2 separate regions of the Homo sapiens genome follow, and region 2 is linked to region 1. The links are chromatin loops, found by intact Hi-C in ENCODE. Cell type or tissue: PC-3. All regions are shown on one strand. Each heading gives the region's core, and the rest is flanking DNA. Links, peaks and the distances in the headings are about the cores only. Region 1 has its middle 71 kb from the start of TTC8. Region 2 has its middle 7.5 kb from the start of TRA-AGC15-1.

What was found. A loop is a pair of places that touch in the nucleus more often than their neighbours do. Peaks named below come from ENCODE experiments on the same cell type or tissue, not always from the same donor. Only the 100,000 strongest peaks of a DNase experiment are listed, where the experiment ranks them.
Region 2: a loop joins it to region 1, with 8 times the contacts of the local background. A loop is called at or near these places in 1 of 110 quality-filtered maps.

What each region holds. Positions count from the first base shown.
Region 1 is chr14:88,889,397-88,902,759 of GRCh38, reverse strand. No RefSeq gene overlaps it. Among named protein-coding and RNA genes, the nearest start is that of TTC8, 71 kb to the right of the region's middle. In PC-3, for the core only: no CTCF peak of the experiment used is centred there; a DNase peak (open chromatin) is centred at 7,439; H3K27ac peaks cover 1,604 bases.
Region 2 is chr14:88,980,412-88,992,804 of GRCh38, reverse strand. No RefSeq gene overlaps it. Among named protein-coding and RNA genes, the nearest start is that of TRA-AGC15-1, 7.5 kb to the right of the region's middle. In PC-3, for the core only: no CTCF peak of the experiment used is centred there; DNase peaks (open chromatin) are centred at 5,124, 6,534 and 8,864; H3K4me3 peaks cover 279 bases; H3K27ac peaks cover 2,655 bases.

The DNA of each region.
Region 1 (13,363 bases), core at 2,640-10,639:
TCCCTCTGCATGCTCCTGAGCTGTTTTTCCCTATCGTGTACCCTAGCATGTATCTTAGCACGTACCCTGCATGCCTTCTCTGCTAGTGCACTCTCTGCTTTACTTATTATCACATTTATGGATGGTTATATGTCTCCCTCCTAGAATATAAGCCCTATAATCACAAGGATTTTTGTGTATTTTGTCCACTGTTGTATCTCCCTAACCTATAAGAGTATTTAGCATTTAGTAGATGCTCAATAAATATGTGCTGAATAAATAAGTGACTGTCTCAGGGGAGAAATAAAGCAGACCAGAAAATAGAGAAAGTCTTTCTGAGTTTCTAAAACTCTGAGCCTCTGAGCAACAGAAAGGATAGGGTGTAGACAAAATGCTTGGGAGAAACATGAGAGAGGATTTTCCTTCTCCCTACACACTAGAAAAATATTTGAGGGGGTTGAAGGAAAGTGACAAAAGCAGAGAGTTTGGTGAGTCCTGGAGAGTGACATTTATGCCCCATGGACAGAACCCCAGGGAAGCCTCAAGACCCGTGAGTGCGGATGCCTCATTGATGCCTCTATTCAGAGAGGACCAGAAACAGCATCTCAGGGAGGTGCACACCCCAAGAAGGAGCAGAGCAGCAGAGAGAGACACAGGGCCAAATATGGCCACCTGTACAGAAAGGAGAGCAGTCTCAGTGGGCATCCGTGTACCCAGGCTGTCTCTCCAAAAATCTTGTCAGTGTGTAACCCATCTCCCCTGCCAAACCTTCACACAGCTCTGAGAAAGTAGAGTGAGCCAAGCACAGTGGCTCACACCTGTAATTTCAGCACTTTGGGAGGCTGAGGTGGAGGATCACCTGAGCCCAAGAGTTTGAGACCAGTCTGGGGAATATAGTGAGACCCTGCCTCTACAAAAAAATTTAAAAATTAACCAGGCATGGTGGCACATGCCTAAAGTCCCAGCTACTCAGGAAGCTGAGGCAGGAGGATTGCTTGAGCCTGGGAGGTGGAGGTTGCAGTGAGCCAAAATTGTGCCACTGCACTTCAGCCTGTGCAACAAAGCAAGATCCTGTCTCAAAAAAAAAAAAAAAAAAAGTACAGTGATCTCTAAAGACTAACTTAACTCCCCACTATCCCATTGGAATAAAGGGAGAAATCATAAGTTATGCAAAAATGAAATTATATTTTCGGCACACCAGAGTTCAAATTTACCTCATTTTATGTTAAAAACAATCACTAATATTTTAAGGGATGGAATAAATTTTAAAGAAATGTTGGTCATGTGCCAGGCAGAGTACAACTTGGTTCCCAGGAGCCTGGGATGAGCATTTCGTATCCTCTGCTGACCTTGAGTGTGCGTCTGTAGGAAAATTAGAGACACGTGAGGCTGCTGCACACAGCTGAGTAATTGCCATGGCAACTAAAGGCCCATCACCTGAGCTTTATTCCAAACTGAGTTATCAAGAGCAAATTGCAGACAGTCTTAGAAAATAGAAAATGGAAAATTCACCTTCTCTCCCTTCTCCTTCTTTCTCATGATATTGGAGTTCTAAAAGTATCCCATCCCTCCTCCTAAAATTATTCCGAATGCCTTTTTTTTCTTTCTCGGATTTGCTGTCTGATTCATATATCCTTGTGCTTGATGGGGTGAGGGATTGGGATAAAATTAGCTCACCACAGTTCCCTTAGCAGGGTCACCTCACATATCTCACATTGGCAAGGCTGGCAGAATGACAGAGTGTCCCCAGTGAGGCCACTTTGGGACAAGCACATCTCTGGTCTGTTGAAGGGGATCCATGACCTCATCACTCTTGTCTGGAAGGGATCATAACTGAGATAGAAAAGTTGTCATGTCAGGCTGCTTCTGGACCTGAGGTTGTGTTAATGAATAAATGATGACTTTCTGACCAGATCTTTATAGTTTTTTTCTATCATTTAAAGTAGAAGATGGTACACATAAAATGATTTGGAATATGGTTCAGGTGATGGGTTCGTTAGTTGCCATGGTGATTACTCAGCCATGAGTCAATGTTCCTTCTTTAAACAGTTCCAACATCTTAATAAGCATAAAAATCAACTGCAGCCAGGTGCAGTGGCTCATGCCTGTAATCCCAGCACTTTGGGAGGCCAAGGTGGGAGGATCACTTGGAGCTGGGAGTTTAAGACCAGCTTGGGCAATAAAGGGAGACCCCGTCTCTATAAAAATATTTATTTAAAATACTGGCAGAGCATGGTTGTGCATGCCTGCAGTCCCAGCTACTTGGGAGGTTGAGGTGTGAGGATCGCTTGAGCCCAGGAGTGTGAAGTTACAGTGAGTATGATGATTGCACCACTGTACTCCAACCTGGGTGACAGAGCAAGACCCTGTCTCTTAAAAAAAAAATCAACTACAGAGTGTGTCTAAAATATTTATTCCTGGGACCCTTCTTCAGGATCTGATTCAGTAGGGCTGGGTATGGGCCCCGGGAATTTGTGTTTTTAACAAACACCCTGTCTTAGTCTATTTTACCTTCCTACAAAGGAATACCTGAGGCTGAGTAATTCATAAAGAAAAAAAGCCCGGGTGCAGTGGCTCACGCCTGTAATGCCAGCACTTTGGGAGGCCGAGGCAGGCAGATAACTTGAGGTCAGGAGTTCGAGAGCAGCCTGGCCAACATGGTGAAATCCTGTTTCTATTAAAAATACAAAAATGTTCTGGGCATGGTGGTGTGCACCTGTAATCTCAGCTACTCGGGAGGCTGGGGCATAAGAATTTCTTGAACCCAGGAGGCTGAGGTTGCAGTGAGCTGAGATCATGCAGAGACTCCGTCTCAAAAAAGAAAAAAAGAAGTTTATTTGGCTTATGGCTCTGCAGATTGTAAAAAGCATGGTACCAGCATCTGTTTTTGGTGAGGGCTTCAGGAAGCTTCCACTCATGGTGGAAGGGGAAGGGCAGCTGATGTGTGCAGATCACATGATGAGAGAGAAACAAGACAGAGCCGGGAAGGAGATGCCAGGCTCTTTTTAACAATCAGATCCTGAGTGAATTCATAGAACAAGAAGTCCCTCATTACCGTAGAGGGGGACACCAAGCTGATCATGAGGGATCCGCCCCCATGACCCAAACACAACCCACCAGGTCCCACCTCTCACACTGGGGCTCAAATTACAACATGAGATTTGGAAGGGATAAATATCCAAACCATATCACACTCTCGCCCCAGGAAGATTCTCATTCAGGTGATCTTCACACCACACTGTGAGAAATACAGCACACCCAAAGGCTTTCCTGAGTAAGGTTAGTGAAATGTCACTAGTTTGTAACTAATAATGTCACAGATTTGGCAAAATGTCAATGAGTAACAGCTGACTTTGGGGTGGGAGGACCTCACTGCAGTAGAGTCTTTCTACCTGAGCTATGTGCCCTTGGGCTAGTTCCATGACCTCAGTTTTCTCATCTGTATTTCCTTTATGCAGAGGATACCTAAAATGTGTGGAAATGAATAACTGATACAAAATTACAAACCCCTGAATATCAAGTACACACACAGGTTGGCAAAAAAGAGTTAATTCCAGACTGTTTCACATTAAAATAGACATTACTTTTTTTTTTTTTTTTTTTTTTTTGAGACGGAGTCTAGCTTTTTCACCCAGGCTGGAGTGCAGTGGCACGATCTCAGCTCACTGCAACCTCTGCCTCCCAGGCTCAAGCGATTCTCCTGCCTCAGCCTCCCTGGTAGCTGGCACTACAGGTGCATGCCACCATACATATTTTGTATTTTTACAAAAACACAAAATTTTTTGTATTTTTAGTAGAGAGGGGGTTTTACCATGTTGACCAGGCTGGTCCCAAACTCCTGACCTCAAGTGATCCACCTGCCTCAGCCTCCCAAAGTGCTGGGATTACAGGTGTGAGCCACCATGCCCAGCCCAAAATAGACATTACTTTTTTAGAACACTTAGAGTAATTATTTTAGGGAACACACTCCCGTTCTCCTTTGAAAGAAAAGCCCAATCTCCTACCTCGATTTTGAGATTTTATTTGGATTTTGTATCTTCTAGCCTCTAGAGCTGTGGTCATAAAAAGTAATGAAAGTTTTATAAAAAGTTTTCTCACTTTGCCTTAAATGTATATGCGTACACATTTTCGTGTAGAAGACTTAAAATATTACATATATGGTTATACTGGACTGCAAAGAAGTGAATGGAATTGAACTAACTGTTGGAATTGAATTAAATCTGTTTCTAATTTTCCCTTGAAAAAGAGCAACCTCATGGGTCAGTTATACCTTATAGACAAAATTATGCTTTTTAAATGACAAAAATACTGAATCATGGAATTTTAGGCTGATCTAGGAGGTCCTCCATTGCTATCACTTACATTCATAGATTTTGACCATTACACCTAAGCAAAATTCTCAGAACTGTCCAAATTGTTTTGTTGTGTTGGAGTTTTATCATGTTTATTAAAACTTGAAATAGGTTCACTGGGATTCAAATATCTTTGTCATTCAGGTTTGTTGTGTTTGCTGGTTTCTTTGATTTTTAGTATCTGGATTTGACTTCTGTAAGTGCTTCAAACTATATTTGGTTTTTTATTTGTTTTTTTGTTTTGTTTTGTTTTGTTTTAGGGGATTGATATGGTTTGGATCTGTGTTCTCACAAAGTCTCATGTGAATTGTAATCCCCAGTATTGGGGGAGGTGCCTGGTGGGTGGTGATTGGATCATGGGGCAGATCCCTCATGAATGGTTTAGCTCCATCCCCTGGGTGCTGTTCTCATGATAGTGAGTGAGTGAGTGATCATGAGATCTAGTTGTTTTAAAAGTGTGTGGCATCACCCCACTCTCTGTCTTGCTTCTGCTCCAGCCATGTAAGATGTGACTGCTTCCCCTTCTGCCATGATTGTAAGTTTCCTGAGGCCTCCCCAGGAGCCAAGCAGATGCCAGCATCATGCTTCCGGTAAAGCCTGTAGAACCGTGAGCCAATTAAACCTCTTTTTTTAAATAAATTGCCCAGTCTCAGGTATTTCCTTATAGCCATGCTAGAACAAGCAAATACAGAAAATGGATTAGGTGGGGGGAGTTGTTTGAAATTATAGCAAAACAAACTGATAAGAGGACTTTAACCAAAAGGCATTTTTAAAGGAATAATCACAAGTGATTATTGCAGTCTACATTAAAACCAGTATTTCTATATTGACTGTTCTGTGAGGTTATTCTTTTCACTAGAATGACCACCCCAAGGTCCTAAAAGAGGCACATTTATCAAATAAGTATCTAACTATATATTCACTCTTCTACTCACTAATAGAATGAACTAATAATACATATTAGAAATGTCAGCTTTTAAAGGTGACATAATTTTCTTGTTCATCCTTCCTTAACTAGAAAATGCAATTCCCTTTCATTCTATTCTAAGAATTCTATTACTTGAAGTTTACCTTTGTTTGTTTTTTGAGACAGGGTCTCACCCTGTTACCCAGGCTGGAGTGCAGTGGCATGACAATGTTTCACTGCAGCCTCAACCTCCCAGGATCAGGTGATCCTCCCACCCCAGCCTTCTGAGTGGGAAGGGTCTAAAGGCATGTGCCATCATGCCTGGCTAATCTTTGTATTTTTGGGGGTAGAGACAGAGTTTCGCCATGTTACCCAGGCTGGTCTCCAACTCCTGACCTCAGGTGATCCACCCGCCTCAGCCTCCCAAAGTGCTGAGTTTACAGGAGTGAGCCACTGTGCCCAGCTTGAAGTTTTTCTTTTTTTTTTTCTTTTTCTTTTTTTTTTTGAGACAGAGTCTCGCTCTGTCACTCCAGGCTGGAGTGCAATGGCACAATCTCGGCTCGCTGCAACCTCCTCCTCCTGGGTCCGAGCAAGTCTCATGCCTCACCCTCCCAAGTAGCTGTGATTACAGGTGCTTGCCACCATGCCTGGCTAAGTTTTGTATTTTTAGTAGAGATAGGGTTTTACCATGTTGGCCAGGCTCTTCTTGAACTCCTGACCTCAAGCAATCCACCCGCCTCAGCCTCCCAAAGTGCTGGGATTACGGGTGTCAGCCACCATGCCTGGCCTGAAATTTAACTTTTTGTTTGTTTAGAAATGAACTCTTAGGATTCTAATTTTGGTTGTTTATACCACCTAGGGATTAGGACAAATGTCACTGCCTTGAAATTCTTTTAAATGCTCCTTTTACTTTACATGGCTCCTTCTCTTTTCATTGTCTTACTTGCTTCCCGATTCATTATCATGCTTCAGAACAATCCCAAACCAGGAGGTAAAAGGCCCTTCCAAAGGTCCAAGGGGCTCAGGCCAGGCTGTAGCTGTTCCATCTCAGGATATGCCCAGTGGTGAGGGCACAGAAGTGGCAAAATGGCCTTGTAGAAAAGTATCAGACGTGGCTCAGAAAACCTGGTTCCCCTGGCCACCAGTGGTCTTGAGCCAGGCCTTTTGGTATTCTGGGCATTTTCCTCAGCTGAAAAATAAAGGGGAAAGATGAAATGTTCTGTGCAAGCTCTTCTGGTCCCAAAATATTATGACTTTCCAGTCAGCTTGTGCTTTGCTCCTGTGGTCACCCCAAAAACATGGCCAAATGAATAGATTCTACCAGGTACCTAGGAAGAGAAAGAAACCCCCTGGCCTCTTTGAGCTTCCCTGGCCTTTTATCAAAGAAGACATTTTTGAGATGAGAGAAACATACATGTTACCTAGCAACTTGTTCAGAGGCACAACTATTGAGATTAATGTGTAAAACTGTCTTAGTGGAAGATGTTTCAACTTTTGTCCTTTTATGAGTTGTTTTTTACATAAACCCAATAAGCAACACCTATTCCTGAATATCTGACAAAGCGTACTGTTTCTTTTCTCTTGATCTTTCCACAACACCTAATGTGACCCTGGCTGAGGAATCATCTTAGATTAGTAGATTTAACTACCATCTTTCCTAGACTTCATCCTGATCTTATCTGACTCTGAGCCTCACACAAACCCTGACATGTTCCATTTCACTCCAGGCACAATGCCTCGTTATTTCATATCAACTTCCCACGCTTTAGTTAACTCAGTGCTTAAAGCTTTGCTACGTTATCCTCACATGAGCTTACTCACATTTTTTGAGTAAATAACCATAAAATATTATGCCTATATATGATATATGAGTTATATTAAAGGAGAGATACACAGTCTAGTGCCTGCCACACAGTGGGTAGGCCTTCAGTAAGTGTTTGTTGAATGAATAAATGTCACTTAAATATTCTTCCCAAGACAATCCCTTCTGCTGTGCCTGGTAACATCCCTTCGCTTGCCAGCCATCCCTGCCACAGAACTTTGAGCCTATATGTTCAACATAGACCAAGACAATAGGCCCCAACTCTACAATAATTCTGTCATATGTATAATAGCCCTTATTATTAACACAATTTAAAAACAACCCACAAAAGCCTCCCAGCAGGTTTTTGTTACTCCCATGTGGACTTCAGTGTAAACATAGTCCCTGGCTGGCAGCATATTCTTCCTTTGAGTCAGAGCTGTTTACCAAGAACATAAAAAAGAGGGTGAGGAGGAGGTTCATTTTTCCGGGGCTCTGCAGGGTGTACAGCCAGTACCTTTCCAATTTTCACAAACAAACTTCCGTCTCTTTTATTGAAATACTTTTTCCATCAAGGCTCACTATGCCCAAAGCCGCATTCTACACTATAACATCTACTAAGATCTTTTGCTCCCAAATTTTCCTTAAAATCCCCTTTCGGGAATTACTGACCTCATTAAAAGTGATGGGGAGTGACGGACTTCATTCAGACAAATAGACCACCATACCCCTGCACATATCACCCCCTGTGGTGGAATGAATAGTGTCCCCCAAATATTCATGTTTACCTGGGACCTCTGAATATAATTTTATGTGGAAATAGCACCTTTGCAGATATAATTACTTAAATCAAGATGAGACAATACTGCAGTAGGGTGGGCCCTAAATCCAATGACTGGTGTTCTTATGGTGGTGTGCACCTGTAGTCCCAGCTACTACAGGCAGGCTGAGGTGGGAGGATTGCTTGAGCCCAGGAGTTCAGTTTGCAGTGAGCTGTGATCACACCACTGCACTCCAGCCTGGGTGACAAAATGAGACCCTGTCTCTAAAAACAAAAACAAAAAAAAGAAGGAGGAGAAGAGAGGACACATACAGACACACAGGGGAGGGAGCCATCTGATGACAGAGGCAGAGACTGGAGTGATACAGCTATAAGCTAAGGAACACTAAGAATTGCCAGCAACCTGGGAAAAGGTGAAGAAAGATTCCCTTCTAGAGCCTTCAGAGGGAGGACAGCCTTGCTGATACCTTGATTTCAGACTGTGGGATCCCCCAAGTAAAACTGTATTAAGGTAAGAAAGTATTGCTCTGGATTTTGTACCATGACACTATAGAATGGGAGGTCATCAAAGGCTTGGGCCATTATGAGGGGAGAGAAGAGAGGATTAAGCACAAAATCCCTGAGCTAAAGGTTTTACATGTACACACACATAATTTTATTTACTACTCAAATCAAAATGCTGTGAGATAGTGTATCAATAACGATGCTTTCGGAATCTGACAAATTTCATAGACAAAAAGGCAGTAAAGACACAAATACATTGAATAATAAAATAAATGAAATAGATAAAGCAACTTGTATGTTACAGAAAGAGAAAAGATTTGGTATCTGTCATATGGAAAACCTGCCTTTTTATTTGTCCGTGGATCACATACCAAATGTAAGATAAATCTCCCTGAGAATTCATAATAAGATGTGATATGGTTTGGTTCTGTGTCCCCACTCAAATTTCACCTCTAACTGTAATAATCCACACATGTTGTGGGAGGGACCTGGTGGGAGGTAATTGAATCACGGGGGCGGGTTTTTGCCATGCTGATCTCATGATAGTGAATAAGTCTCATGAGATCTGATGGTTTTATAAAGGTGAGCTTCCCTGCACATGCCCTCTTGCTACCACCATGTAAGACATGACTTTGCTCCTCCTTTGTCTTACACCATGATTATGAGGCCTTCCCAGCCTTGTGGATCTGTAAGTCAATTGAACCTGTTTCCTTTATAAATTACCCAGTCTCGGGTATGTCCTTATTAGCAGCCTGAAAACAGACTCATACAAGATGTGACTAGTCTCAAGAAGGAAGTGAACAAAGACATTGGTAATCATATAGGTAAATCTAAACAATCATTAGCAACAATAGTGACAAGTGACTGCTTTGAGGGATACAGAAACAAGGTGAAATTAAAGCCCTGGGCATGTAACAGTCAGCACCTACAATTGGAGGGTTTTGAATTATGCAGGAAGAAGATGGAAATATTGAATATAGATTTAAATTGAATATACCTCTTAAATATTAAGAAAAACTACTAAAAAGACACAGAAAGAGATTGTCAAACTTCCAAATCAGTAGAGAGATGCTAAAAGCAACGCTCTTCAACTATTCTCCAGGCCACCCTGACTCACCTCTGCCTTTCAGTTCTAGTGCACACCATCATGCTGCAGAATCAGGTTAGTGCTGAGCGACGGTGAGACCCTGTCTTAAAAAAACTGAGAGAGAGAGGACACATACAGACACACAGGGGAGGAGGCCACCTGTGTGTCTGTGACAGATGCAGAGACTGGAGTGATGCAGCTGCAAGCTGAGGAATACCAAGGATTACCAGCAACCTGGGAAGAGGCAAGGAATAATTTGAATTTGCTACTCCTCGACAATTAATTTGCTACTCCTGGTCCCATCAGCTGTGGCTGGAGGGATAGCAGCAGGGACATGATGAAACAGTGTCTGTAGTTAGGAAACAGGTATTTCCAAGACAGTGCAGGGGCTCCGCTAGCACCACAAAAGTATGTCTATTCTATGTGGTAGATTGAGGCCTCATGATTATATTACTATATTAAAAGCAAATCAAAGATTTTTATTTCCCAAGTGTCATCTACATAGCAACTTTCAGAATCTTTAGATTAACTTGCAAACAGACAAAAAAAAGAATATGATCTCCCTCTCCATACATACACCTACACGTGCTCGTGTGCACACACACGGATACACAAAGAAAGCACCCCACAGAACCCCAAAGGTATAATCTGTGTGGCACCATGTGGGCAGAAATGGATGCATGAGCAAAGCCAGAGCAGAAAGCGTCTCCAAACACTTACGCATCCTCCCACTGTCTTCCAAGAACATTGTGTTGAGTTTACAGCTTTAAAAATGTAATTAACACTTTTACTCAAGGGAGAGTAGGTCCTGAGAGTTTTAACAGGACACAGTAGAAGCAGATTCAAACCTCAGTGAGCAATGGTTTTCTCAAAGGGTAAATCAAGTACTATAGCCATTATTTTCTGGTCTCCTAGGAACCTGGAGACCAATATGAACTAGATCCACTTTTCTTAGAAGTCCACTATCATTGTTGTCATATCCCCCCATCAGATTTGCAAATTAAACCCTATCCAGTACAGCTCTAAAAGCAGCCCTATGATGAAAGCCTGGAAAAGCAATTTGAATAAATAGGATCTAAAACATTATGGCTTTCTGCTACGATAACGTCACCAAATGCTCCACTGACTTTGGAACTTGCAAGAGCAGTGTCCCTGCCGAGGCAGTTGGTGTCATGGGGTGAGTTGAGGGATGCTGCAAGGTTTGTCTTGCCTCAAAATATCTCACATATAATTCTGCCACATTGCCTGAAGCCCCATGTGAAAATACAAGTCTTTTACTTAGGAGGGAGAATTAGATGGTGATTTGGCATAATCATGAGGAGAGACAGAATTGACACATGTCGGTGAGAGGAGACGAGGCTCTGGAACAGGAGATGCTGCTCACAGGGTGGGGGAGCACCCTGAGCCCAGTGAAGGGGAAAGGAGGCTGGAGAAGTCACGGGGGCAGGTAAGGAGATGAAGGCGCAAAACAAAGCAAGCTTCACCCACTTAATTCTTCCACCTAGAGCTGAGAAGAGACTAAGTGTGGGGACTATTGGAGAAACTACCAGCTAAAATACACACCTTTGTTCTGGAACAGCTGCTTTATGCGAAGATACCATGACCACATTATTTTTACATTAAAATAAATTCAGATTTGCTTTGCAGTTAATTCACATGGCTATTTTAAAGGGGGGATAAACAGAAGGCTATTACTTCAAATTTCATGCTAATAGTGGACCTCTTAAACAGTGTCCCAGACATCTCAGATTTTCTCAGCTCTGTCCCTTCACCTGCATCTGCTGGTGAATGTCACTGTACACTGGGAAGAGCTGCTTGCATGAGCTTCAAGGATATAAAAGCAAGGAGCCTTGTTCTGGGGAATCAGTATCAAAAAGAGGACTGTAGTCCTAAGAACACATGTTATTTTCAATCAAAGTCCTTGAGAAATTTTTTTGCAGTTGAAACACTATTAGGGACTGTAAAACCAAAATAAGCCTGCTGTAAGCTCAGACAGGTCAGAATACAGAGATATCAACGCAGCACATTTCCATCCTGCCAGTCAGGATCTTCTCCTGCTTCAACTGATGGACACGCTCAATGTGTCTAAGAGGTGTTCAGTGCTGTTGGAGGAGACTCTGTTTCCAATTAAAGGTCTCCCTTTACTGGCAAGTTTAATTAATTCAGCTTTGCCTTTCAGTTGGTCTCTATATTATTAACAGGCTGTGGTGTGGTTGGGAAAGTGGAAAGGTACTGGTATGGTTGGGAACAGAAGATCTGTATTTAAGTCCCCAGTCTGTCTCTTACCAGTTGTGTGACCGTGAGTGGATCATTTTATCTCTCTGATGTTTGTTTTTCTCATCTGTAAGAGGGGGATTCAAATTGCTGGGCTGCTAGTCCCACAGGTTGCTGAAAGGATCAGAGAAGCTTGTGAAAGCACACTGTGGCCCATAGAACTTGTGGAGCTACCAGGACCCATTCTGATGGGAGACATTGGATCATTTGTGAACCATTTATTCCCTGTGACATCTCAATGTTTATCAGACATGTGGAGAGCTGCCACCTCATCTTCTGCTTTTACCATGGTTGATCTTTTCTCAATAGGCTGAAAGAAGACAAGATGCCAAGATGCTGAGATTCCCACTATGCCTTTACCATCTCTGTAAATTAGGACAAGTTACATACCCTTTGTGAGGTTATCACCAGGAAAATTAGGATCATGATAGATAACTTGTGGAGTTGTGAAGATTACATGCAACAGGCATCTAATACATAATAATTTCTATTATGATGTTTTCTCTCTCTTCATCTGTTCACAAGTGTTTTATGGAAGTCCCAAAAGGTGGCCTGGATCATTTGGTTTAAAGCCCCCTTAAAGGATCCTGGAGCACCTCCCATTGGAGCTGTATCAGATATTTCCCACTGGAGTATTAATAGTTAGATAATAGATATAGGGCTATTTAGGTTATCTGTTTCTTCTTGAGGAAGCTTCAATCATTTGCATCTTTTGAGGAATTTAGTGGGGAGAGTGCTCTTAGAAGCCATCTAGCAAAGTGGTTCTCAAACTGTAAGGTATGTCAGAATCACTGCAGCTCTAGACACTAATTCAAATGTTGTAACAAATATTACAATGGATAAAATTGTAACCTGAGGTAACTGTTACTTCCCCACAATTCCCGTTTGCTAAAATATAAAACTGCCATATAACTAGTAGTCCTGCATTTATAAAAAGACAGCAATCTTGTTAAGAAAACTATTAGTTGCAAACTAATTAATGAAGCACCATCTGTGAGATTCAGTGTTCTTTGCATGAGCTGTGACTAGTCATCTAGGCAAATTTTTATGCTTTTTATCACAGATGGGAAAGAGAAAAGGGTGTAACCTTTGTGTGAATTATCCTATTAGATGCATATGCTACACGGTTTAGAAAATTTTATTTATTATCTGGTATAAACATATTCATTTTCATACTCTTCCTAGAAAACCTGATTTAATCTATATCTAACTTTGTATTCTCCAACTGATCCCAAATATTGTCTCCAGATCAGTGTTTACAAAATACCTGCCTCCTTTTCAATCTTCAGTTAAAACTTAAACTCTTTAACTTGGGATTCAAAACCTACACTCCAATCCTTCCCCATCTCACCAAACTTAGCTCTCATGACCAACCTACTCTCACTGTTATTGCTCGACTCCCTTACAGCCAAATTCATATTCTAGTGGCTCCCAAATCTGTTCACCCATTAGCTTTGCCTGGAATGCCACTCTATGGCCTCTTCCTCCTCTCTGGTTGTCAAAATCCTACTTATTCTTCAAGGTAAGGCACTTCATCCAGTGATTTCTCCCATATGCTCTCAATGCTTATTCATTTAAAAAAGACTTATGGCCGGTCATGGTAGCTCATGCCTATAATCCCAGCACTTTGGAAGGCCAAGGCGGGAGGATCACTTGAAGCCAGGAGTTCAAGACTAGC
Region 2 (12,393 bases), core at 1,826-9,825, 91 kb before region 1:
CAACACTCTTCTCCTTGAGTTCCATTGGCCAAAATGGGAGTCACATATTCTAGCTGCAAGGGAGCCTGAGGAAGCAGACTTCTGGCATTTTCAGTGTTTACAATGGCAGGTGGCCCTGCAGCCAGAAGGGAAGGGGTGGGTAAGGGCTGTTGGGGAGGTATATTAAAGGACCCTGCCCAGTGCTTGCCAGGCACAGAGCTCAGTATGTGTGAGTTGTTTCTGCTCTTCATCCACTCATCCCACCATTACAAACCCACGGCATCATCCTTTACCCCCAGTTATGGTTAAAATTACATTATTCCCAGAACTGGCCCCTTTCTGAAGACCACAGACACAGCATGGCTGCTCAGCTAATAAACACCAACAGGTGTATGACCTCTTTACACCTACAGAGACTATTACACTGGACTATAAATATTCTTAGGTGTTTGACTTCCTCTCTCCCCTTGAGTGAAGCTAAAAACTAGGGGATAACGCCAGGTAGCTTCATCTCCGTAAAAGATATCCAGACCTCACTGGCCTTCCAGCATTCCAGCTATAGGACATCTTTGTAACACAGATTCCCAGGGCAGGCTTGCCATCTGGAGAATGCCTACCTGCCAAGGTGATGATTGTGATCATTATTGAAACCCCACAGAGCAGTAATGAACCATCCTCCAGGGAGGTCACATTCCCCAATTAACAACATATAGGTCAAATCCCATTAGGGACAACTCCAGGGCACCTTTCAGAATCGTTTTCTGTGAGGAAATCAGTTCCTTTGGAAGATAGCTTGAAACCAGCCAGCTTAGGGCTGAGAACTACAATGCTATGCCACGTGCACTTTTAAACCATACTTTTAAAAGTTATAAAATAGTAGAATCACATCACAGAAAACTTGGGAAATAGAGAAAAGACAAAGCCACCAATAATTCCACGAATGAACACAACCACTGTTGTCATTTTATCATTTCTTCTTAACATTTTCCTTTTACTCAAGTGTTTCACATAGTCATAATCATAGCATACAGACTATTATTGTTCTACTTTTTCAATTTAAATTTAAGAAATGTTTACTGTGTATGTCTGAGAATACCAGGCTCAGTATTAGCTGGTAGGGGTTCAATGGAGAAGAAGACAGGCAATGATAAACAGATAATGAGGACAATGCAATGTGATGAAATGGAAGTGTATGGCAGGGGTTATGGAAACACATTAGAGGAAGCCCAGACCTGGACTTGTGGGGGCAGTGCTCAAGGAAGCCTTCCTGGAGGAGGTGCTTTGTAACCTTAGACCAAAAGATGCATGCCTCCTGCGACCTTAGTAAAGAGAAATTGGAGGAGTATTCTCTGCAGAGGGAAGAGTGTTTTTCATGGCATGTAGACATGGCAATATCTGGTGAAAGTAGGAAATACTTCCTCCCATTTGTCTCAGTTTATTGGAGTAGAAAACCCTGCCCAGAATCCGCCAACAGTCTTCTCCTTGGGTTCCATTAGCCAAGATGGCAGTCACATATTCCAGCTGCAAGGGAGCCTAAGGAAGCAGGCTTCTGGCAAGTCCACAGCACTTGGAGGATATGTCAGGAGCTCAATAGCATGGTGGGAGCTTGGACTCTGTTATGAACTGAACTGTGTCCCTCTCAAATTCATATGTTGAAGTTCTAACCTCCAATGTGACTGTTTGGACATAGGGCCTTTCAGAAGGTAATTCAGGTTAAATGAGGTCATATGGTGAGGCCCTCATCTGATAAGATTGGAGGCAAGGAAAAGAGGAAGAGACACCAGAGGTTTCTCTCTCTCCACATGTGTGCACAGAGGAAAGGTCTTGTAGAGGATACAGCCAGAAGGCAACTGTCTACAAGCCAGGAAGAGAGGCCTCACCAGAAGCCAACCCTGCTGACACCTTGATCTTGAACTTCCAGTCTCCAGAATTATGAGAAAATAAATTTCTATTTTTCAAGCTACCGAGCCTGTGGCATCTTGTTAGGGCAGCCCCCCAAATCCTGGTACCAAAATCTGTACCAGAGACACAGAACTAAGAGGATATATAATATAGATGGATAGATAGATAGATAATAGATAGATAGATAGATAGATAGATAGATAGATAGATAGAAAGATGGATAGACAGATGATACATAGATAGATAGATAGATAGATAGATAGATAGATAGATAGATAATAGATTTGTTATAAGGGGTTGGCTTATGCAATTATAAATGCTGGTAAATCAAAAATCTGCAGGCTAATATCTCCATTCAAAGACTATCAGGCAGGAGGATTTTCTCTTACTTCGGGAAAGGTCAGCCTTCTTTTCTCATCAGGCCTTTGACTGACTAGATGAAGTCCACTCACATTATGGAGGGGAACTTGCTTTACTTAGTTCACCGATTTAAATGTTAATCTCATCCAAGAAGTATACCTTCACAGAAACACCCAGAATACTATTTGATCAACTCTCTGGGTGCCCCATAGCCCAGTCAAGTTGACACATAAAATTAACCATCACAGACTCTGTGATGAGGAAAGGCAAGAGGGGATGCTAGGGAGTTTGTCAGGGGCCAGATATCATCATGAGCTGCCCTATTCACAAAAATGAGTTTGCAGTTAATCCTGAGATCAAAGGGGAGGCACTGAATGACTTTAATCAGGAAATGCCATGCTCAGTGTGTTCATGTTAAGACTAAGCATTAAGACTACAAGTGTGGGAAACACATTCAGGCCTGCCCTGCACAGTTGGACAGATTGGGTATTTGCACAACTCCAGTGTAGGCACGATCCTCATCCTGGTCTATGGGAATGGCATCTCCTGGAGTTGCACAGTGTGTAATATGAAGCACTGTACACAATGGCCCTGAACATATTAGAAGGGGCAAGACTGGAGGCAAGGAAACCAGTTAGGGACCCCTGGCAGTACTCTGGGTTCTAAGAGTTTTCAAATATCGTACATAGTCATCATTTGGTGGCTTCCTCCTTAGGGATAAGCCATGATTTACTTAACCATTTTCCTCATGTAATTTGCAGATATAATTTTCCCATGGTGATATTAGATGTAAATAAATTTGTTCTGTATTCAAATGCCTTCCATTGGACCATAGAAAGTATTATCTCAGTGGTACCTATTTGAGAGAAAAGGGGCTGACCGACTGTGGTGGCTCATGCCTGTAACCCCAGTATTTTGGGAGGCCAAGGAGGGTGGATCACCTGAGGTCAGGAGTTCAAGACCAGCCTGGCCAACATGGTGAAACCCTACCTCTACGAAAAATATGAAATTAGCTGGGTGTGGTGGCACATGCCTCTAGCCCCAGCTACTCAGGAGGCTGAGACAGGAGAATAGCTTGAACCCAGGAGGCGGAGACTGCAGTAAGCTGAGATAGCACCACTGCACTCCAGCCTAAGTGAGACAGAGTGAGCCTCTGTTAAAAAAAAAAAAAAAAAAAGAGAGAGAGAGAGAGAGAATAAAGGGGCTGTAAGTGATGAACTGGGAGGACAGGCATGATCCACAGCTGTCCTGGGCACACAAGAATGAATGGCCACCTTCCCTATCCCCTTCTCTCTCTGGATATCAAGCCTTCTTTCCAGAGAGTTTCATTGCTAGGAGATTCGGAGTCAACTGCACACAATGTACTTACCTAGTGTCAAAAAGCTCTTCAGTTTCTTTCTGTAGATTGAAACCCTATAATTTTTACGCTTCAGCAAAGTACATTGCACTGTCTACGTTTATTTATATTCCCTTCACATCTTCCGTAGCAAGAGATAGCTGAGAACATTACATTCTCCTCCCACTTAAGTTGCTGTGATTTCACAGGTGTTTTTATTTTTATTTTTGTTTTTGTTTTTATCTTGGGGTGAATGTAGTCTCTCCTGAAGCTTTGAAGTAAGACTTCCAGACATAAGAGAGCAGACAGGAAAGAATAAATAATTTTCTCCATTTTTGGAGGAAAATAGAAGGGAGGAGGAAGATGCCATATTATCAAAACTATGTGACTGCCATATTTAATTTTTTTAAACTGAGAATTACTCAGTGGTCCTTCTTCTGGCATTAGGATATTTGTTCTCTGCCTACTCCTTTACTTCTTACTCCAGTGGAGATATTCAGAAAGGATTCAGGAGGCTTCAGTTTTATGGCCATTCTTGTATCAATGCAAGGTACCAGGTTTTTTGTTGTTGTTGCTGTTTTTGTTTTTTAACTTGGATGAACCACTAAAAGAAGCTACACCTTGAAGTAAAGGGAAGCTACCCTTAAAAGAATGTGGTAGAGACTGCTACAGCTCATCAGCACTCATGCCCTGTGCTTCTTCCAGACAGCTGAACTATATTTTCCATTGTCCTTGGAGTTAAGTGTGGCCATGTAACTGAATTCTGGCCAATGGTATGTGAGCCAAAACGACGACTGCCACTTTCAGGTGTGTCCTATATAAACCTTCCACAAGCAGTCTTTGCTCCCTTTCCCCATCTGCCTGCTGAATAGAGAAGACTCTGAGATGCTAGAGGTGGATGGAGCCACAAGATGGAAGGGACCTGGGTCCCTTATGACTGTATGAAGTAGAGGATCCCCTACCCAATCCACGTTAGAGCTACATGTTAGTGAGAAATAAACTTCTTTTTTTTTTTTTTTGAGACAGGGTCTTGCTCTGTCACCCAGTCTGGAGTGCAGTGGCGCAATCTCAGCTCGCTGCAACCTCCACTTCCCAGGTTCGAGCAACTTTCATGCCTCAACTTCTGGAGTAGCTGGGACCACAGGCGGGTGCCACCTTGCCCAGCTAATTTTTGTGTTTTTAGTAGAGATGGGGTTTTGCCATAATGGCCAGGCTGGTCTTGAACTCCTGGCCTCAAGAGATCTGCCCGCCTGGGCCTCCCAAAGTGCTGCAATTACAGGCATGAGTCACCACACCTGGCCCAGAAATAAACTTCTTATATTAAGTAACCGAGATACAAGGAGTTGTTTGTTATAGAAAGGCCTGCCTAGGATGGACAAATACACAAGTACCTCTACCCTAATTACCCAGTCAGAGAGATTGGAGGGAGAATGATAGCAGAAAGATTCTAGTGGATGAACCCATTTTGCTACCTACCTGGAAAGGGAGTGATTTAGTAGGGAAAAATCCCAACCGCAATTGCCTGCAGCCACTTCCTTAACCACTTCCTTAAAGGAGTGGCATGGTTTTCTTCTGGAACAGAAGGGCTCTCATTCAGTAAAATTCTTGGTGAGCCATTTGGCTCTGAAAAGACAATCCTCAACACATAACCCCAAAGCCATAGCATCAGGAGAACAAAAATTCCTCTTCATAATAAAAATGAAATTGGAGGATTTCAGGGACAGCTCTCAGGAAGAGTGGGTTGGGGGAGAGATGTGCAGTGAGTGAGACAAGAGACCTACCAAGAAAGGAGAGGGACTCCTGGGAGTGGGAACCAGAGAGCTTTCAGGACGGGGTTCTAATATTCCATTTTTAAGATACCTGCTATGTCTGCTACAGTGTAAACCCCTCTGCTGCTCCCCAAATGATTAGCAAATTAGCTGCTCATTTGACCTCAAGTTTGTGTGTCCTTGGGAAGGCATAGAAGCAGGCTCCAGCCAAGTGAGCCCAAAGTGAGTCGCAAGTGTTGAAGAAAAGTAGTTGAGACATGGACTCAGTTTGGGGGTGGACACAAGACAAACTCTTTCCCACAAATATGAAAGAGGATGATATGGTTTGGCTGTGTCTCTACCCATAATTCCCATGTGTTATAGGAGGGACCCAGTGGGAGAGAACTGAATCATGAGGGTGGTTTCCCCCATACTGTTCTCATGGTAGTGAATAAGTCTCATGAGATCTGATGGTTTTATAAGGGGTTTCCCCTTTTGCTTGGCTCTCATTCTTTCTTTGTCTGCCACCATGTAAGACGTGCCTTTTGCCTTCTGCCATGATTGTGAGGCCTCCTCTTTTCCTTTATTGATTACCCAGTCTCTGGTATGTCTTTATCAGCAGCATGAAAAGACTAATACAGAAGGACTCTCAGGAGGGTTGAAGGTTCTGACCTTGAGGCTCCATGAAGGAGGTAAAGGAGGTCAGATACTGAAGGATCAAGGAACTTCCCGTCTAGTTAGGAAACCTCTTCTTCCCACAAAACTACCTAAGTGACTAAGTAGGCATGTTTGCCAGCACAGCAGATGGGGTTATATGAAGGGAGAGCCACTGAAATCACCATGGCAAATGGAATGGACTCCCGGAAGCAGCGGTCGCTGTTGACCAGCAGTCAGGAAGCTCCACAAAGTTGGGAGCCAAGTGTGTGTCCCTGCATGAAAGAGTGTGCCTGGGCCAATGCTGGGTTGTCCTTGAGAACAACGACTGGCTCCTAGGATGGGACAGAGGAGCGACTGCTGCTTTGCTTGAGTCTGCTGTCCTGTGAGGAGGAGGCAGAGGGGACCATCTTGGCTGAAATTAAATCAGGCCTTTCAACTCTGGCCCACCATGCAGTCCAGATGTGAACTGGGCCAAGGTGCTAACATGGTTAGGACGCCAAGCCACCCGCTTGCCTCGCCCTGACTCATCGGCTGCAGTGCCCTCCAGATGACCCCTCGGCATTCTCCCCAGATGTCTGCAGCCCTCTGTCTTGGCACTCTGCCAGCCCAGGAGGAAAATTCCTATGATCATTAGTTGAAGGAGATCACAACTCATGGAGGAAAAGAACCACTGAATTCAGTATTTTTCCTGGCCCTATTTGGGACATCCTAGGTGCCCGTGATTTTCTGGACGAGCTGTCAGCTCATGAATGTCCACAGAGTCCCCAGCACAGACTGCAGACCTTGGTGTGTGCTTCACAAATTATATCTTCTCTTTTTTTCCCTCTTCCTGCTGTTGCTATGACCATCCCTGTTGCTATCATTATTGATACACCCAACTCTTCCTAGGACCAGGCCTGCCTCTTACCGCCATGGAGGCTTGGATATCTTGATTATTTCTATTACCCTCCTGCCAGATGTCAGTAGACCTTAACTCTGAAGAAAGCCAGATGCCCTCCAGATGGCCATCATGCCCTTGAGATGCCTAATGCAATAACAAGTCCTGGACAGTCTGGGAAACAGAGCTCTCTGAAGGAGACAGTCTATGCTATGCATAATTAGAGATACCTACAGGGTTCTGCTTCAACACAGAGCAGCCCTTCTTGTTAAGAATACATTTTGTTTGTCAGAATCTCATCACTATTTCTCCACCACTTCTCCCTCTTTTTTCTCATATGTGTGTTCTCCCTGAGGGAGGCAACAGAGGACACAGGCCTAGAGCAATGGTACCTGCTGCTTTTTAATAGTGATGTTAAGGAGCAGGAACTTTAGCTGCACTGGCTGCCCTGGCAAATCTTCAGGTTGGCCTTGGTGGAGTCTCATAGCTCATGGTCTTATCCTCAGGGTTGCATTTTCAGAGAATCCAAGACACTGAAACTCTTTGAGCCTCACTTTTCTAATCTGTAAGTGGGGATACCAATTTCTATCTGGTCAGGTTGCCATAAAGGTAAGTTGAGATAGTATATGCCACGTGCTTAGCGTGGTGCCTGGGACTACCTGTGATACATAAATGCTTAGTTGTAGTATAAATCATAATGATGGAAGTGATAGTTAATCCAGAGTGCATTCGACTCAAGAGGAACTGATTCTACCTATCCCACAAGATGACCAGTTGACAAATCGGAGTGACAATGGTAAGAAATGTGTCTGCCTACATATAGCCTGGAGTATGCAAGTCCTACAGCATCCTTTGCACTGTAGGAAATGCTGCAAGTCTGCATGGGAGCTTGGTGAAAGTGCAAATCCATGCAAAGGGAGTTGGCTGATTTTTAAGGCTGATTTTATAGCTCAAAGCCACCACGTCCATTGCATAGGAAGACATGGATGCTGACCAGCCAGTGCTGGGCAGATGAACAAAAGGCCTTTCCTCATTGTACTTTGTTTCAGACCTTGAGAAGACCCCGGCTTTCCATCAAAGCCTCCTTCCATCAGCCTTCCCAGCTGCCACATAGCTGTTGAGTGGCAGCCTGCTCCAATGACATGTAGGTCTTAAGAATGTTCCCAGAGGCCACCTCACTTGGACCAGTTGTTTCCAGACCTCCTGCATAGATGGTGCCTTGAGGTGGGGGACCTTCTGCTGGTGGCTATTGTCATATGTTTGATGGTTTTTAAGAACTTTGTTTCTCCTGGAGTAACATTTTATTCCCCTATGAGCCCAAGTTTTATGGGCTCTTGATTCTAGAACTCTGCATACTGGGTATAGAACCCAGTGAAATTTTTCTCACTCCCCTAATGTGGAGGTTCTGTGCCCCAGGAAGAAGGTGGAGGGAGATGCTGAATGCTAAGGAATTGGGCCTTTGATTCTCTTCTCCTTTTATGCCATGCATATTTTAAACACTTGCAGGGTTTTGCCTGCCATCATTGGCTCCAAAATGTGTATCTCTATTCTCAACTTCTAGTGGTGTCTGGAGCTGGCTCGTGCCAGCTTGTTTTCACAAGAGTTGATTATTAAATATTTAGGAAATCTGCAAGCTGGTTTTTAAACCACTGGTCAGCTGAAATTAGCTATGGTAGCCATATTTACACAATAGAAGTTGGCAAATGCTATAAGTCAAGGGGGTTTTCCTTCAGGGAACAGGTTTGCCACCAGACCACTAGATGACTTTCCTCCTAAAGTCCAGGATCACCAGCTGCTCAGTGGACATCTCCACATACGTGACCCCCAGACACCCCAAACACAACGGGCTCCAAACAGAACTCAATTTTTTTTTCCCCACCAACACTGTTATCCACCTACAATTTCTGTTTTGATCAGTAACACCAACAGAGACCAGGAGTCAGAGAATACAGATAACAAAGGGATGAGTCATGAGTTTAGGCAGAGCAGGAGAATGCTGTCTTCTCTGCAACCAGAGGTGGGAATGACGGCATGGATGGCTGGGAGTGAGTCCATGAGTAAATGCTCTGATGCTCGAGAGCAGCAGTTCCCTCTCCCAGCAGGAAAGTAAAGCTAGAGATAATTTCACCTCTAAGGGGAACAGGGAAAGGAGCCCTCAGCAATCCCTCAAATAAAAGGCAGAAAGTGTCTGAAAAATATTCATTCATACATACAGTAGATATCTAGTCAAATCTATAATGTAAGCATTTTCTATTTTCCCCTTTGTTTTAAGACTCAAGCTGTTGAATATTTTAGCCCAGGCCAGCTGTGGTAAGGGGAGGCAGGCAGAGGTTTAGGAATCTATTTAATGTAGTTTGCAAACATACCTGAGACAGTGGGGCACAGTGCTCCCCTGGACTTGGGGGAGGGTGCAGGTTAGAAGCTGAGGATGTAGAGAAGGAGGGAAAAGCTCAAGGGGTGCAGAGCCTGCATACTCCTCCTGGACCATCGCATGAGAGAAAAGTAAACTTCTATCTTGTTGGTGTCACAAAATTCTGGGGCCTTTTTGTGATAGCGGCTTAGCCTTTACCTTAACAACTCACTCACCTACACGTTTATCTTTGTACCTTTTCTTGCTTCCTTCTCATGAGTCTCAGAGTTTTGCTGAGACTCATTACTGCCCCGTACTCTCCAGAAATTCCCCTCTTTCTGCCCCACAACTCTGCTCTAGCGAATATCTCCTTTCTCATACATCTCATATGCACTCTTTCTGCTGGCTGTGTTCCCTCCACCTGTACATGTGGCTCTCACAATCTCTTGCACTTTCAAAGAAAACCCTCTAGGACCTTAAATCTCTTCTCTTACTCTTTCTGTCTCCAGTCCTTCTCTGCCAAGATTCCCAGAAAAGTGGTTGATGATCACTGTCTCCATTTCCTCATTGCTCATTTCCTCCTTGTCCCCCAGAAACCTGGCTTTTGTTGTCACCATTCCGCTGGAATTGCTTTTGCTGGAGTTCCTCATTGCCTCCATATTTTTAAATTCAAAAGAGTATTTTTTTCAGTCTTGTCCCTGCATGTTCTCTCAGCTGTAGTAACACAGTGGGTCACACATTGTTGGGAGGGTTGCCTCCTCTGGCCTATGTTCTGGCCCCTTCCTTGGCTCTCTTCCAGTGTTTCTCCTGAAACAAGGGTGTCTGTGCTCAATAATTCTGTTCTTACCCTTCTCCCTATGCATGCTTGACTTGGACAAGCCAATGGCCCCTTGTAGGCTTGGCTATAGGATGACACACCAAATCATGCCCTCTAGTCTTTCTCCTGAACTCTGACTCATTTATCCAATTTATCCAGCTACTGACTTGACATCTTTGACATCCTGTGGGCACTTCTCATTCAACCTGTCCAAAACTGAACCTATTATCTCCCCCTTCTTGGGCTGCCTTTTCCTCTACCTCTTCTCTCTGTTGGCCAATGGCACCATCACTTGCCCAATTACTCACACTGAACTTAAGGTAGTCGTGGACCTCCCCCCTCACCTCCACCACAGCAACTCAAGAATAAATTCCTCTTCTTCTGGTTTCACAAATATCTACTAAATCCACACCCTCCTTTCCACTCTTGCTCAGGCCCATATCATCTCCCATCCAAACAATTACAGCAGGTTCCGCCTGGTCTCCCTGCCTTTAGATTTGCTCCTCTCAACACACATTTCATATTGCTGCCAAAATTGTCCTTCCAAAGTGAAAATTTGTACCAGATCACTCCCCACCTTAAATCCCTCCCATGATATCTAGGGCCAATAAAATAAATGCAAATCTCCTACCCCGGCATGACTCATCAGTCTCCACTTCAGCCTCGACACGCTGGAAACTGAGCTCCCTTTACTTGCCTCTGTCTAGAAGACTCCTCCTGTACTCACTGGGCTCACTCTTACTCCTCATTTAGACTCTGCATCATTTCCTCCAGGAACTCTTCTCTTCAGCACCAGTCTGCCTAAGTTCCCCTCCTACCTTATAAGTGCTCCCCAAATTCTCTGCACATGCCTCTATCATGCACATCCCAGAACATACTAAAAAATGGATTATATTGGTCTGTAGTGGATATTTGTTTTTTTTGTCCACTTTGCATCTGAACCCCATTCCTATGTTTGGGGTGCTCCTGCTTCTCATAAGCAATGCCTACCTCGCAGTATAGAAATGGAAAAATGTCAGACACCTTCTCTCTCAGTCCTCCTTTCAGCTAAACTGAGAGCTCTGATAGTCTCCTCCAGTCAGAGAGCAGTGCCTGGGCTAGCCCCAGAAATATGTGGCATACAGAGGCAGAGACCCTGGGGATCCCATTCTAGTGAGGGCAGCTGCAGTAGTGGCCACTGTTCCTGTGGCATATTTCAAGCATTGGTCCTGGCTGTTAAGGTTAGTTGTCCAGCCCTCCCAGATTCTGTGCCCTATTTTGCAAGCTGTCCAATGTCCTTTTTGTAGTTGTCATGCCATTTTATTGGAGCGCAATTTATAGACCATAAAATTTACCCATTGTAAGTGTACATTTCAATAAGTTTTAGTAAATGTATCCAGTTGTGCAACCATCACCCCAATCCAGTTTTAGAACTCTTCCATCACCTCAGAAAAGTTCACTCTTGCCCATTTGTTACTGATCACCATTCACACCTCTAGTCCCATGCAACAAGAATCTGCTTCCTGACTCTCTGACTTTTCTAAAAATATCATATAAATTGAATCAAACATTATGTAGTATTTTCTGTCTGGCTTTTCCCATAGTGTTTCATAATTTCTTTAAAAGTTGATTTGGTGGATGTATCCATTGTTTGTTCCTTTTTTATTGCCACATAATATTTCACTACATGGATATACCACATTTTGCTTATTCATTTGCCAGTCAAAGTCCTTTAAATAAATCCCTTTTCCGTGGTGGGGTCGGGGGAGGGGGGAGGGATAGCATTGGGAGATATACCTAATGCTAGATGACACGTTAGTGGGTGCAGCGCACCAGCATGGCACATGTATACATATGTAACTAACCTGCACAATGTGCACATGTACCCTAAAACTTAGAGTATAATAAAAAAAATAAAAATAAAAAAAATAAATCCCTTTTCCATTCAGTGTAGCCAGATCTGGGTTCTGTAGCCACCAAGATCCCTGACTATGTTCCTCCCCATTGAAATGGAACAGCAGAAGTATCTTCATGGCTTTTGGATTTATGATCCCTGACACCATTCCTGGCTCACAGTGGATATTCAGTAATTATTGCTGTGGTGTGTAGACTGCCAGTAATATCTCAAGGATGAGCTGGGCCTAGATATTACCAGCAGTCTATGCACCATAGTAATTTCATCTTTTTAGGATTTTCATCCTTTTGTTTCCAAGGAGGCAACAATCAGGGCAGATAGTTATTCATTTCTTGCATGCATAAATGCTGCCCTGCTCAAAGAAATGCCTGTTCCCATTACCTCCACTCTCCCACTCTTGCTTCTTCTATTGGGCTGAACATTTTCTCTCTGTGTGACCTAGATTCATTGGAAGCCAACAGGTAATCTATTGC